Regions from separate parts of the Homo sapiens genome. Here region 2 is linked to region 1. Evidence: read pairs that join two places in POLR2A ChIA-PET (ENCODE). Cell type or tissue: Panc1. All regions are shown on one strand. Links, peaks and the distances in the headings refer to the core of each region. The heading gives the core; the rest is flanking DNA.

The links. ChIA-PET counts read pairs that join two places held together with the same protein. Peaks named below come from ENCODE experiments on the same cell type or tissue, not always from the same donor. Only the 100,000 strongest peaks of a DNase experiment are listed, where the experiment ranks them.
Region 2: POLR2A ChIA-PET joins it to region 1 with 12 read pairs; 4 of 35 experiments call an interaction of 5 or more read pairs at or near these places.

What each region holds. Positions count from the first base shown.
Region 1 is chr16:4,671,176-4,678,516 of GRCh38, forward strand. MGRN1 (mahogunin ring finger 1) reads left to right here. Exons shown (of 17, transcript NM_015246.4): 9 at 216-284; 10 at 2,323-2,482; 11 at 6,288-6,397. MIR6769A (microRNA 6769a) reads left to right here and starts at 143; the gene lies at 143-215. RefSeq lists enhancers at 1,893-2,482, 2,483-3,070, 5,066-5,688. In Panc1, for the core only: no CTCF peak of the experiment used is centred there; no DNase peak of the experiment used is centred there.
Region 2 is chr16:4,538,424-4,544,514 of GRCh38, forward strand. It overlaps CDIP1 (cell death inducing p53 target 1), which reads right to left and starts at 350. Exons shown (of 6, transcript NM_013399.3): 1 at 279-350. It also overlaps a transcript of C16orf96 not described here. RefSeq lists a silencer at 1-266. In Panc1, for the core only: no CTCF peak of the experiment used is centred there; a DNase peak (open chromatin) is centred at 418; H3K4me3 peaks cover 647 bases; H3K27ac peaks cover 910 bases.

The DNA of each region.
Region 1 (7,341 bases), core at 1,024-6,023:
GAGCCACCGGCTCCAGCCCTGTTCCAGGTGCTGCTGGTTGGGTGGGGGCAAGCAGCAGGTTTTCCCTGCCCTTCTCCTGGCCCCCAGGGGTTGAGCTGGACTGACCCCTGGTATGGAAGCCTGGTAAGTTGGAGGCAGGGCTAGGCCAGGTGGGTATGGAGGAGCCCTCATATGGCAGTTGGCGAGGGCCCAGTGAGCCCCTCTCTGCTCTCCAGGTGGACCGGGTCAGCTACCTCCTGCAGGAGATCTATGGCATTGAGAACAAGAACAACCAGGAGACCAAGGTGTGTATCTGGGTGAGGTTTCCCTCTGCCATTACAGAAGCCCACACCAGGAGCAGCCGCGGACAGCAATGCTTGCCGGTTCCCTTCCATGCCTTCCCCTGGAGTCCTAGACCCGCTAGACAACATCATTTTTCCTTAATTTTTTTTAAAGCTAACAGTTTAGGGAACATTTTATCCTTTCTCCAGCAAATTCACTAGCTTCTGATGTAAATTGCCATCCAGGTTCCCCAGGGCAGCCCAGGAATGGGGGCCAGTGTCTCACCCTCTAGGCTCAGGTGTGTGGCACCCTGCTGCCCGGCTCCTGCCCGCCTCCCCAGAGACAGCACGTCCCTGCAGCTCCTGGGGGAGGGATGCTTATTCTGTATGTCCATAGAACCAGTCCTGGTGCCTGACAAATAAGCCGTGGTGTACCCCAGTCAGGGAATGTAGCAGGGGATGAAATTAGTTTTTTTTGTTTTTGTTTTTTGAGTCAGTCTCACTCTGCTGCTCAGGCTGTAATGCAGCAGGGAGATCTTGGCTCACTGTGGCCTCCGCCTCCCGGGTTCAAGCGATTCTCCTGCCTCAGCCTCCTGAGTAGCTGGGACCACAGGCACGCGCCACCACACCCGGCTAATTTTTTGTATTTTAGTAGCGACGGGGTTTCACCATGTTGGCCAGGATGGTCTTGATCTCCTGACCTTGTGATCCACCCTCCTCGGCCTCCCAAAGTGCTGGGATTACAGGCGTGAACCACCGCGCCCAGCCTAATTTTTAATTTTTGTATTTTTAGTAGAGATGGGGTTTCACTATGTTGGCCAGGCTGGTCTCAAACTTCTGATCTCAAGTGATCTGCCTGCCTCAGCCTCCCAAAGTGCTGGGATTTCAGGCCTGAGACCACCACGCCTGGTCGATGAACTTGTTAAAAGGCACACTGACATGAGTGAAACTCCTGCCTCTTAAGATCTCTTGGAAAGTCTCACAGGCCCGCTTCATTATGGCATCTGGGCCCAGGACAACTGGAGCAGCTCCACGTGGCGGGAGCGGAGCACCTGGCCGGGCCTCGCCTCAACCCAGGGAAGTCAGTGCATTCATGTTTCATACCAGGGGGCGGCCCACTTTGAGAAAAGGTTCAGAGAGGGAATGTTTTCAGCCGCCCGGGCATATGGTCTCTGTTGCACTGACTCCACGCTGCCATTACAACAGGAGCAGCGGGGACTGTATAAAAATGAGTGGGTGTGGCGGTGTTCCAGTAAGATTTTATTTATAGAAACAGGCCACAGGCCTAGTTTGTGGACACCTGTTTTAGATTTTTGGCTTTCTTTTTGTCCAGTTGCTAATGTGGTTTCTGGTAGCTGCCATTAATGAAAATACTTCTAACATATTAACTTGTTTTTTGTTTTTTTTGTTTGTTTGTTTTGAGATGGAGTCTTGCTCTGTTGCCCAGGCTGGAGTGCAGTGGCAGCCATCTTGGCCCACTGCAAGCTCCGCCTCCTGGGTTCACGCCATTCTCCTGCCTCAGCCTCCTGAGTAGCTGGAACTACAAGCACGTGCCACCATGCCCGGCTAATTTTTTGTATTTTTAGTAGAGACGGGGTTTCACTATGTTAGCCAGGATGGTCTCGATCTCCTGACCTCGTGATCTGCCCGCCTCAGCCTCCCAAAGTGCTGGGATTACAGGCGTGAGCCACCGCGCCTGACCATTAACTTGGTTTTTTTTAAACCAAAGATAACGGGTACCCTGACCCTCAGGAAGATGTGTTTCTTAGGTGCATCTGTTCCTCATTTTTTCTTTAGGTCTGAAGAACAGAAAGAGACCATGTTCTCATGATTTGGGTGGGTGAGGGGCACAGACCCTCCCCCTCTGCCAGGTGCTGAGTTTGCACTGGATTTGAGCCTGGTGATTCTGCTCTGGGGCAACCTCCCCCTCCCCTCTGGACTTCTCTTTGTCATGACAGCCCCCAGGGTAGGGTGGAGTGGGGTGGGACAGCTGGGGACAGGAAGCAGGAGCCGTACTCTGGCCTTTGGGAGGCTGCTGACCCACAAGCCCTTGTCCCGGCAGCCCTCGGACGACGAGAACAGCGACAACAGCAACGAGTGTGTGGTGTGCCTGTCCGACCTGCGGGACACGCTGATCCTGCCCTGCCGCCACCTGTGCCTCTGTACCTCCTGCGCCGACACGCTGCGCTACCAGGCCAACAACTGCCCCATCTGCCGGCTGCGTGAGTTCCCCGGCCGGCTGTTCTGTGGAAGGTTCTGGAAATTAGGGACTGGCCACACCACGGTGGTCCTGGGATAGGGGGCCACAGGTCCGTTGATGGCTAAGAAAGAAGAGTTGTCATTCATCTAGTCTGTGCTGAACGTGGGCGTGTTGGCTGTCGGAGTCAGTCACCGTGAGAGAGCTGGCAGGGACGCTAGCACGGGGCATTCAGATCTTCACGTCTGCCTCCAGCCAGGCAAGGCTTGCAGAACAAAGGGCTACAGAGGCGCTCCAGGGCAGATGAACTGAACGAAAATTGATGAGTGAATGAAATCTTTATTCTTATTTTATTTTTATTATTTTTTGTTTGAGACAGTTTCGTGCTGTCGCCCAGGCTGGAGTTCAGTAGCGAGTTCTCAGCTTACTGTAACCTCTGCCTCCTGAGTTCAAGCAATTCTCCTGTCTCAGCCTCCCTAGTAGCTGGGATTGCAGGCAACTGCCACCATGGCCAGCTAATATTTTACTTTTATTAGAGATGGGGTTTTGCCATGTTGGCCAGGCTGGTCTTGAACTCCTGGCCTCAAGTAATCTGCCTGCCTCAGCCTCTCAAAGTGCTGGTGTTACAGGCATGAGCCACCATGCCTGGCTATTTTATTTTATTTTATTTTTTTGAGATAGAGTCTCGCTCTGTCACCCAGGCTGGAGTGCAGTGTTGCAGTCTCGGCTCACTGCAAACTCCGCCTCCCGGGTTTAAGTGATTCTCCTGCCTCAGCCTCCTGAGTAGATGGGATTACAGCCCTGCACCACCATGCCTGGCTAATTTTTGTGTTTTAAGTGGAGATGGGGTTTCACCATGTTGGTCAGGCTGGTCTGGAACTCCTGACCTCGTGATCTGCCCTCCTGGGCCTCCCAAAGTGCTGGAATTACAAGCGTGAGCCACCGCTTTTTTTTTTTTCTTTTCTTTTCTTTTTTTTTCTTTTCTTTTCTTTTCTTTTTTTTTTTTTTTTTTTTTTTTTGAGACGGAGTCTCGCTCTGTCGCCCAGGCTGGACTGCGGACTGCAGTGGCGCAATCTCGGCTCACTGCAAGCTCCGCTTCCCGGGTTCACGCCATTCTCCTGCCTCAGCCTCCCGAGTAGCTGGGATTACAGGCGCCCGCCACCGCGCCCGGCTAATTTTTTGTATTTTTAGTAGAGACGGGGTTTCACCTTGTTAGCCAGGATGGTCTCGATCTCCTGACCTCATGATCCACCCGCCTCGGCCTCCCAAAGTGCTGGGATTACAGGCGTGAGCCACCGCGCCTGGCCGAGCCACCGCTTTTTAATTAATTACTTACTTTTATTTATTTATTTATTTTGAGACAGAGTCTTAACTCTGTTGCCTAGGCTGGAGTACAGTGGCAGGATCTTGGCTCACTGTAACCTCTGCCTCCCAGGTTCAAATGATTCTTGTGACTCAGCCTCCTGAGTTGCTGGGATTACAGGCATGTGCCACCATGCCCGGCTATTTTGTGTATTTTTAGTAGAGATGGGGTTTTACATTGTTGCCCAGTCTGGTCTGAAGCTCCTGACCTCAAGTGATCTGCCTGCCTTGGCCTCCCAAAGTGCTGGGATTACAGGCAGAGCCACAGGGCCCTGCCTTGTTTTTAAAATTTTTTTTGTAGAGACAGGGTCTTGCTATGTTGCCCAGCCTGGTCTCGAACTCTTGGGGTTAAGTGGTCCTCGTGCCTCCTAAAGTGTTGGGATTATGGGCATGAGCCACCATGGCCAGCTCAGATCTTTATTTTAAAGGTAAAATAGAAAATATTTCAATAAATTTTTAGCATAACGCTGGTTGCAGATCACACCTATAATCCCAGCACTTTGGGAGGTCAAGGCAGGAGGATCGCTTGAGCCCAAGAGTTCGAGACTAGCCTGGGCAACATGGCGAAACCCCATCTGTACAAAAAGTTAAAAGTTAGCCAGATGTGTTGGCTATAGTACCAGTGACTTGGAAGGCTGAGGCGGGAGGATCGGCTGAGCCTGGGAGGTTGAGGGTGCAGTGAGCTGTGATTGTGCCACCACTGCACCCCCGCCTGAGAGACAGGGGAAGACCCTGTTTCAAAAAAAAAAAAAAAAATTATAGCGAAGTGAAAACAAAGTATGCTGGGTAGAAAATTGACCAAGGAATTAAATTGGGTTTTCTAGAGCATTCCAGACATTTCCTCAGTGAAAAGCCGCTCGTAGGGCCCCGTTCTGAGTGTCTTCCAGTAGAGGGAACAACCTGAATGTTCTCAGGGTGAAAAAACGACCAGGTCAAAGTGCACATCCCACTGGTAGGCCCTTGCCCTGGATCCTGGGATCCCTGGCCTGGGTCCTGGCGGTGGGGCCGGAGCATAGTTGGGGATTTGCCTGCGCAGCTGCAGGACACATGCGCTTAGTAGGCCAGCAGACCTCCAAGCCGGGCGTGGGGCTGTGCGAGGATGCTGGTCTGTGCAGTCAGGCCATGGGGTCACTGGATGTGTCCAGATCCCAGGAGTAAGTGAAGAGGCTGCTGGGGCCTGGAGGGAGAGGCCGGCCGCCCAGCCTGTGGCAGATCCTGTAGCAGGGAGGGCCGGCCCAGGCTGTCTGTCGGCCTCTCCTGTCTGAAAGCCACAGAGTTGCGGGGGCAGGGACCAGGAAGTGGGGGCAGGGGTGGGCTGTCTAGGAAGGTTCTCTGTGCCTGCCCAGGAGGCAGGCAGTGTTGAGGACTGAGCCTCAGGGTGGCTGTGTGGCTGGAGATACAGCAGGGCTGCTTTCCAGGGAGGGTGCCCTGAACCGAGTCCAATTCTGGAATCTTCAGGTGTGTGGGGTCAGTGGGTCGGGGCCATCAGACTGGAGTTCAGAGCTCCCGTGTGGCTTTGAGCCTCAAGGACGTGGCGGTAGAGGGGCCCCTCACAGGCGCCCGAGGGCAGAGACTGCTGTTCTCAGTAGAAATTGACACAGAGGAGGCCTGAGGCCCTGTCCCTGGGCTGACGGCAGATGCATTGGTTTGTTGGAGGTGGCTGGTTTGGTGGTTTGGTGGTTCGGTTTCCTGGCCTGCACACGTCACTAAAGGTGTCTCAGGAACATTCTACAGCAGCCTGTGGGGCCCTTGTGTGAGCAGGACTGGCACTGTGGGATGACAGGGCATCCTAGGTCCTGGTTTATCTTCTCTGCTCCCAGTGGCTGCTGTCTGTGCCCCTCAGCTTCCCCAGCGTGATGTTTTTGCCTCAGTTTCCCCAGCGTGACTCCCCACTTCAGCTTCCTCAGCATGATGTCCTTGTCTCAGTTTCCACAGCATGACATCCCCACCTCAGCTTCCCCAGTGTGATGTCCCCGCCTGCCATCCTGTCCTGCAGCCAAGAGCTCCTCTGGGCTCAGCCAGGACTGCTGATTTGCAGTCACGTCCTGTCTCGGGTGCAGCCTGGAGCTTCAGGGGTGTGACGCTTTGGGGGTCATGGCCACCAGCCTCTTGGAAACACCCTCTGGAGCCCCGCCTTGGGCAGCACTGCATGGCCTTGCTGTGTTTCCTGCCCGGGGCCATTTCATTAATACTGTGTTTGCGGGAGTTCTGTCTCTCGTCTTTGGAGCGCCCCCTCCCTCTATTTCTGTACAGGGGAGCTGCTTCTTTCTTTCTTCCCCCATCTTTCCTGCCTATTAAATTCCTGCTCCTTAAAACTAAAAGAAAAAAAAAAGACCGTTGTGATCTGGAAGCGGGGTCACCCCAGGACCCCTATGGTGTGGGGGGGGTGTTGATCCCTGGGGCTGGGAGGGTCCCCTCGGGGCTGGGTGTGTCGCCTGGGCCTGATCTGAGCCCTCCTTCTGCCGCAGCTTTCCGGGCCCTCCTGCAGATCCGGGCGGTGCGGAAGAAGCCAGGAGCCCTGTCCCCCGTGTCCTTCAGCCCCGTCCTGGCCCAGAGCCTGGAGCATGATGAGCACTCTGTAAGTGCCGCCTCCTGCCTGCGGGATGGGCGGGAGAGGGGCATGAGTGCCTGGGCCAGGCGCAAGGCCCAGACGGTCCAGCCAGCAGCCCCGTGTTCTCTTCTGTCCAGTGGGCAGGCATGGCCCCCATGGATGGCTGTGAGGCATGAAGGGGGTGGCCAGGCTGGGCCCTGGGGTGCCGCTGCTGGGAACAGCGCTGCTGCCATCAGTACCAGAGCCTGCGACAAGGCTGAGCGCGGTCGAGGTCTCGGTGGAGCCAGGTGCTTTTTTTTTTTTTTTTTTCTTTTTGAGGCAGGGTCTCGGTCTGTCACCGAGGCTGGTGTGCACCCAAAGTGGTGCAATGTCAGCTCACTGCAGCCTCGACCTCCCGCCTCAAGCAATTCCCCCATTTCAGCCTCCCAAGACGCTGTGACCACGGGCGTGTACCACCACGCCGAGCTAATGTTTTGTATTTTTAGTAAGGTGGGGTTTCCCATGTTGCCCAGGCTGGTCTCGAACTCTTGGGCTCAAGTGCTAGTCCTGCCTCAGCCTCCCACAGTGCTGGGATTACAGGCCTGAGCCACCGCCTCCACCCCGTGGTTCTTAGTGAATGAGCCATGCTGTTTCCCCCATGCGCTGCTGTGCAAGGGGCACTGGTGACCCTCCTCCCACGCTCCAGGCCCACCAGGCGCCCTCAGTGGGGACCTTAAGGGCAGGCCCTGCTTCAGCAACACAAGGGAGGTGGAACCCTGGCTTCAAGGACCCAAAGACAGACAGAGACATGGAGAGAGATGCACAGAGAAACACAGAGACAGGGCGAGAGAGAGGTGGAGAGACACAGGGAGAGGCAGAGACAAATGTGGAGAGACACAGAGACAGGATGAGAGAGATGTGGAGAGACAAAGGGAGAGACAGAGAAAGATGTGGAGAGACATAGGGAGAGACTGATGGAGAGATAGGAAGAG
Region 2 (6,091 bases), core at 1-5,000, 130 kb before region 1:
GCGCACAACGAAACCCCCCAACCCACCGCCCACCCCACCGCCCAGAGGCTTCTAGGACTTGTAGTCCGCCCGGTCACCCCCCCCACCACAACCCGCTCTGAGAGGCTGGGGACTACGGTGCCCGGCATGCACCGCCCAGGCGCCGCGGGCGGGGGCGGGGAGGGGGCGCCACGGTCCGAGGTCACGCCCCGACCTGAGGAGAGCTGGCGCCCAGACCCTTCCCCCGGGGAGGAGGGCTCCCGCGCGAAGCCGTCTCCGAATGCGTCCAGTCGACTCACCGTCCCCGCAGCCCTGGGGCAGCGGCCGCAACAGCAGGACCGAACGCCTCGGCAGCTGGCAGTCGCACTTCTGTCACAAGGAGGCGGGTAGACTTTGGACCAGGGCCGAGGCCCGGGACGTCACGGTGGGGGGTGGGGTCTCGGGAGGCACGTGATGCGCCGTGATGACGTCAGTGGGAGCGGAGGCGATTTGGCCTAGAGCTGGGGCTGAGCACGTGGGATGGTCGGGGCCTGTTTGCCCAATGTACACGAGGCTGGAGAATAGGGAAAGAACCGTCCCTGTGAGCGCCTCCTCTTCACTCATGCCAGCAACAGGGCAGGGCATCTTCCTCCAGGGCTGCATTTTTTCTTTTATGCGACTAATATTTATTGAGTTTGGGAGGTGCATTACATAAAACCTTGAACCACACGGTCACTGTCCCTGCGCTTGAAACTGCCTTTGCAAAAATTACAACAGAAAATTATGACAGTGAAAGAGAGCTGACCTAACCCACTCCATCTTGCTTCTAACCTCCAGGTTGTCCTTGTTCATTCCTAGGCATAGGCAGAACTAACTTTGGGAGCAACTTAGTTTATAGTTTAATATTGAAACAAAGATAGTTAACAGCCCTTTCCCAAAACAAACCCCCTTGTTGCCTGAGAACCAGGCTTCCTTTGTAAGAGTAACACGTTAGCTACAAGATTAGACATTATAGTTTAGGGCCCAGCTCAGTGGCTAACGCCTGTAATCCCAGCACTTTGGAAGGCTGACGCAGGTGGATCACTTGAGGTCAGGAGTTTGAGACCAGCCTGGCCAACATGGTGAAACCATGTCTCTATTTAAAAATACAAAAATTAGCCGGGTATGGTGGCACGCACCTGTAATCCCAACTACTAGGGAGGCTGAAGCCCAAAAATTGCTTGAACCCGAGAGATGGAGGTTGCAGTGAGCTGAGATTATGCCTCTGCACTCCAGCCTGAGCAAGAGACTGAGACTCCATCTCAAAAAAAGAAAGAAAGAAAGAAATTACGGTTTAGGAGTCATGCACCCAGAGGCCACAAGATTCTAAACCTCCCCAGTTGATCCTAGGTATAATATCACTATTGTAAAACCTAAGATTGGTACTCTTAGGTGTTTTTCTGACCCTGCAGTCTGATGCACCAGCCAAGGCCACCTAGAGCTGTAATCTGACTCAACCAGTTCTTGCATCCTTCAACACCCTGTGATTTCATCTCCCACCCCACCAATCAGCACTCCCTACTCCTTGGCAGCTTATCTACCAAATTACCCTTTAAAAACTCTAGGCTCTGAATTTCCAGGGAGACTGATTTGAGTAATGAAACTTTGGTCTCCCATTCAGCCAGCTCTGTGTGGATTAAACTCTTTCTCTATTGCAGTTCCCCTGTCTTGATACATTGGCTCTATCTGGGCAGCCAGGAAGAAGAACCCACTGGGTGGCTACTTGCTCAGGTACTTCCTTTGTTACAGACAGTATACAAGGAAACCACAAAATGCCCAGGACTGTGAAGGAGAGGAAGGGACGCCCTAACAGAGTTACGGGGTGGTGCCACTAGACAGGTTGGTTAGAAAAGGCCTCTCAGAGGAGGCGATGCTGAGGCAGGGGCATGAAATTGAAAAGACATTCTATTCTGGAAGGGCATTCCAGAGGGAGGGATTGCCTTGGGTGAGAGAGTCAGAAAGGTGAGGATGTCAGTGGGGCAGGCTGGATCCAAGTCATGTTGAGATTTGTAGGTCATTTTAAGAACTCTGGCCAGGCGTGGTGGCTCATGCCTGTAACCCCAGCACTTTGGGAGGCCGAGGCAGGCAGATCACTTGAGGTCAGGAGTTTGAGACCAGCCTGGCCAACACAGTGAAACCCCGTCTCTACTAAAAATACAAAAATTAGCCCGGCATACACGCCTGTAATCCCAGCTATTCGGGAGGCTGAGGCAGGAGAATTGCTTGAACCTAGGAGGCAGAGGTTGCAGTGAGCCAAGATCACACCACTGCTCTCCAGCCTGGGAGACAGAGCAAAACTCTCTCAAAATAAAATAAAACTCTGGATTCTTCTTTCTTTTTTTTTTGAGATAGGATCTTGATCAGGCACCCAGGCTGGAGTACAGTGGCATGATCATAGCTCACTGTGACAACTCCTAGGCTCAAGCAGTCCTCCTGCCTCAGCCTCCCAAGTAGCTGGGATTACAGGCATAAGCCACCATACCTGTCTGCAGTTTGGATTTTTTTTTTTTTTTAGATGGAGTCTCGCTCTGTCACCAGGCTGGAGTGCAGTGGCTCGATCTCGGCTCACTGCAACCTCCGTCTCCCAGGTTCAAGCAATTCTCCTGCCTCAGCCTCCTGAGGAGCTAGGACTATAGGTACCTGCTACCACGCCTGGCTAATTTTTGTATTTTTAGTAGAGACTGAGTTTCACTATGTTGGTCAGGCTGGTGTCGATCTCCTCACCTCGTGATCCGCCCGCCTCTGCCTCCCAAAGTGCTGGGATTACAGGCGTGAGCCACCGCGCCCGGCCTGGATTTTATTTCAAGTGGAATTTAAAGCCCTTGAAGAGTTTTAAGCAGTAGAGTTACAGTCAATCTTCATTATTTATGGATTTTGTGTTTGCAAATTTGCCTACTCACTAACATTTATTTCTAATCCCAAAATCAATACTTGTGGTGCTTTCTCATTCATTCATGGACATAACGATCCTGCACATTCTCCACTGAGGTCAAATAAGGCAACACTGGGCTGTCATGGTGGCACTCGCCTTCTATCCCAGCCACTCGGGAGGCTGAGGTGGGAGGATCCCTTCAGCCCAGCAGGTCGAGGCTGCTGTGAGCTGGGATTGTGCCACTGCACTCCAGCCTGGGCAACAGAGTGAGACCCTGTCTCTAAAAATAATAGGGCAGCGCTGCCTACAAGTCTCCTTTTTGGTCTATTTAGTGTCATCTTTTTCTCATTTATTTTTACGCTTTTTATTGGTGATTCTGGTGTTTAAAATGGCCCTTAGTGTTGTGCAGAAGTGCTGTCTAGCATTCCTCAGTGCAAGAAGGTGGTGATTTGCCTTATAGAGAAAACAGCTGTGCTCAGTTAGCTTGGTGCAGGCAATTGAGTTCAATTGCACTGAATCAACAGTGTATATTAACTAAGTTGCCTTTAAACAGAAACACCTATAAACAAGGTTATTGATTGGTTGACAAAAATGTTGTGTCCACAGGCTCACAGGAACCTAGGTTGTTCCCCCAGAAGCAGTGGTTCAGTGTTTGCTTAATTCAGTGTTTGTGGCCACTTATATGATTCGATTGACATTTCACAGGATCATCTGACTACAGTGTGGAGAATGGTTTAGACCAAGAGAGGCAAATAGAAGGCTGGGCGACCAGCACATATGTAATCCAGAAATTTCCAGGCTGGTCCCTGTGGCTCACACCTGTAATACCAACATTTTGGGAGATTGAGTTCAAGAGTTTGAGACTAGCCTGAGCAACATAGTGAGTCTCCCATCTCTACAAAAAAATTTATAAAATTAAAAAATTAGCCAGCTGTGGTGGCTCATGCCCATAGTCCCACCTACTCAGGAGGCTGAGGCAGGAGGATCACTTGAGCCCAGGAGTTTGAGACTGCAGTGAGCAAGAATTGCGCCATTGCAGTCCAGCTTGAGCAACAGAGTTAGACTCAGTCTCTAAAAAAATAAATAAATAAAAATTTGAAAATAAAAATTTCCCAGTAACCACATTAAAAGTATAAAAAGACACAGGTGAAATTAATTTTAATAATACATTTAACTCAATATATGCAAAATATTGTTTCAGTAATCAACATAAAAAATTATCAGCCAGGCGCAGTGGCTCATGCCTGTAATCCCAGCACTTTGGGAGGCCAAGGTGGGCAGATCACCTGAGGTCAGGAGTTCAAGACCAGCCTGGCCAATATAGTGAAACCCCGTCTCTACTAAAAATACAAAAAATTAGCTTGACATGGTGGCAGGCGCCTGTAATCCCAGCTACTCGGGAGGCTGAGGCAGGAGAATAGCTTCAACTGGGAGGCGGAGGTTGCAGTGAGGCAAGATCACACCATTGCACTCCAGCCTGGGCGACAAGCAAAACTTTGTCTCAAAAAAAAAAATTATCAATGATATATTTTACTCTTTTTTCACACTGTTTTTGAAATGCAGTGTGTACTTTATATTTACAGGACATCTCAATTTGGAGCAGTCACATTTCAGGGGCTCAGTAGCCACATATGGCTTGTGGCTACTGTATTGGACAGCACAGATCTAGAATATTTATTCATTTACTCATTTGACCAAGCAAGGTCCTGTTCTAGGCCTGGAAATACACAAAATGGAATAAAGCCCCATCTCTGTCCTCAAAGCGCACACAGTCCAGCACGGGAGACTAATATAATAGCTTATGTTCAAGATGTCAAAACAGAGTGCTTTGAGAGTTCAGGAGAGGGAGTGCCCGAACAAGGAAGGCTTCAGAGAGGAGGACGTTTAAGTTGGGGCTTGAAGGATGTGTAGGATTCCCCAGGTGAAAGAAGTGGGGTAGGGTACTCCAAGTAGTTAGAGCTGCTAATGCAAAGTTGCAGAGAAATGAAACACAGAGTGTGTGGGGAAATGCAAGCAGTTCTGTATGGTTGGGTGGTAGGATATGAAAGAGGAGGGCAGAGGGTGAGGAAACATGAGGGCCTTATAGACCAATCTGTGGAATTTAGACTGTATCCTATTGGGTAGGTAGTGGGTGATGTAATGTTGAGAATTTTGGGCTGAGTAATATGACTAGATTCTTGTTTTATTTTAATTAATTAATTAATTTATATTAAAATAGAAACAGGGTCTCACTAGGTTGCCAGGCTGGTCTTGAACTCCTAGGCTCAAGTGATCCTCTCACCTTGGCCACCCAAAGTGCTGCGATTACAGGCATGAGTCACCATACCTAGCCATGATCCGTATTTTATTTATTTATCTTTGTTTTTATTTTTATTTAAATTTTATTTTATTTTGGGACAGAGATTGCAGTGGCGCGATCTTGGCTCCCTGCAGCCTCTGCCTCTTGGCAAGCGATTCTTCTGCCTCAGCCATCCAAGTAGCTGGAATTACAGGCACATACCATCACAACTGGCTAATTTTTGTATTTTTAGTAGAGACAGGGTTTCACCATGTTGGCCAGGCTGGTCTCAAACTCCTGACTTCAAGTGATCCTCCCACCTAGGCCTCCCAAAGTGCTGGGATTACAGGTGTGAGCCACCGCACCCCGCCAGGATTCATGTTTTAGACAAATCATTCTGACAGTGTGGAGGGGGTGCAAATTTGAGGCAGGAGGACCCACTGGGAAGGGAAGGGGCTCTAGGATGGATCCAGAGGAAGGACCTGTGGAAACTAAGGAGGGGTCATAGAGGGGGTAGGGCCTAGGGTAGGCAAAGGGTTGGTCCCAAGTGTCCCATGCAGTAAAAGTCAAATAGAACAGTCAACGTGAACATTACCATGCTATGTACTGGGTGAAAACTTGCTGATCTCTGGAGCCCACTGAGTAGCGGAGGGTTTGAGAGCCAGTGAGAACCAGAAATGTAGTGAGCTGGAACTGGGTTCAAGTCTTAGGACACACCACTTCACGGCCCTCTCCAAAATATTTCATTTTTCTGGCTGGACGCAATGGCTCACTCATGTAATCCAAGAACTTTGGGAGGCCAAGGCAGGCAGTTCACTTGAGCACAGGAATTTGAGACCAACCTGGGCAACATGGCAAAACCCGGTATCTACAAAAAATACAAAAATATTAGCTGGGTGTGGTGCACGTGCCTGTGGTCCCAGCTACTCCAGAGACTGAGGTGG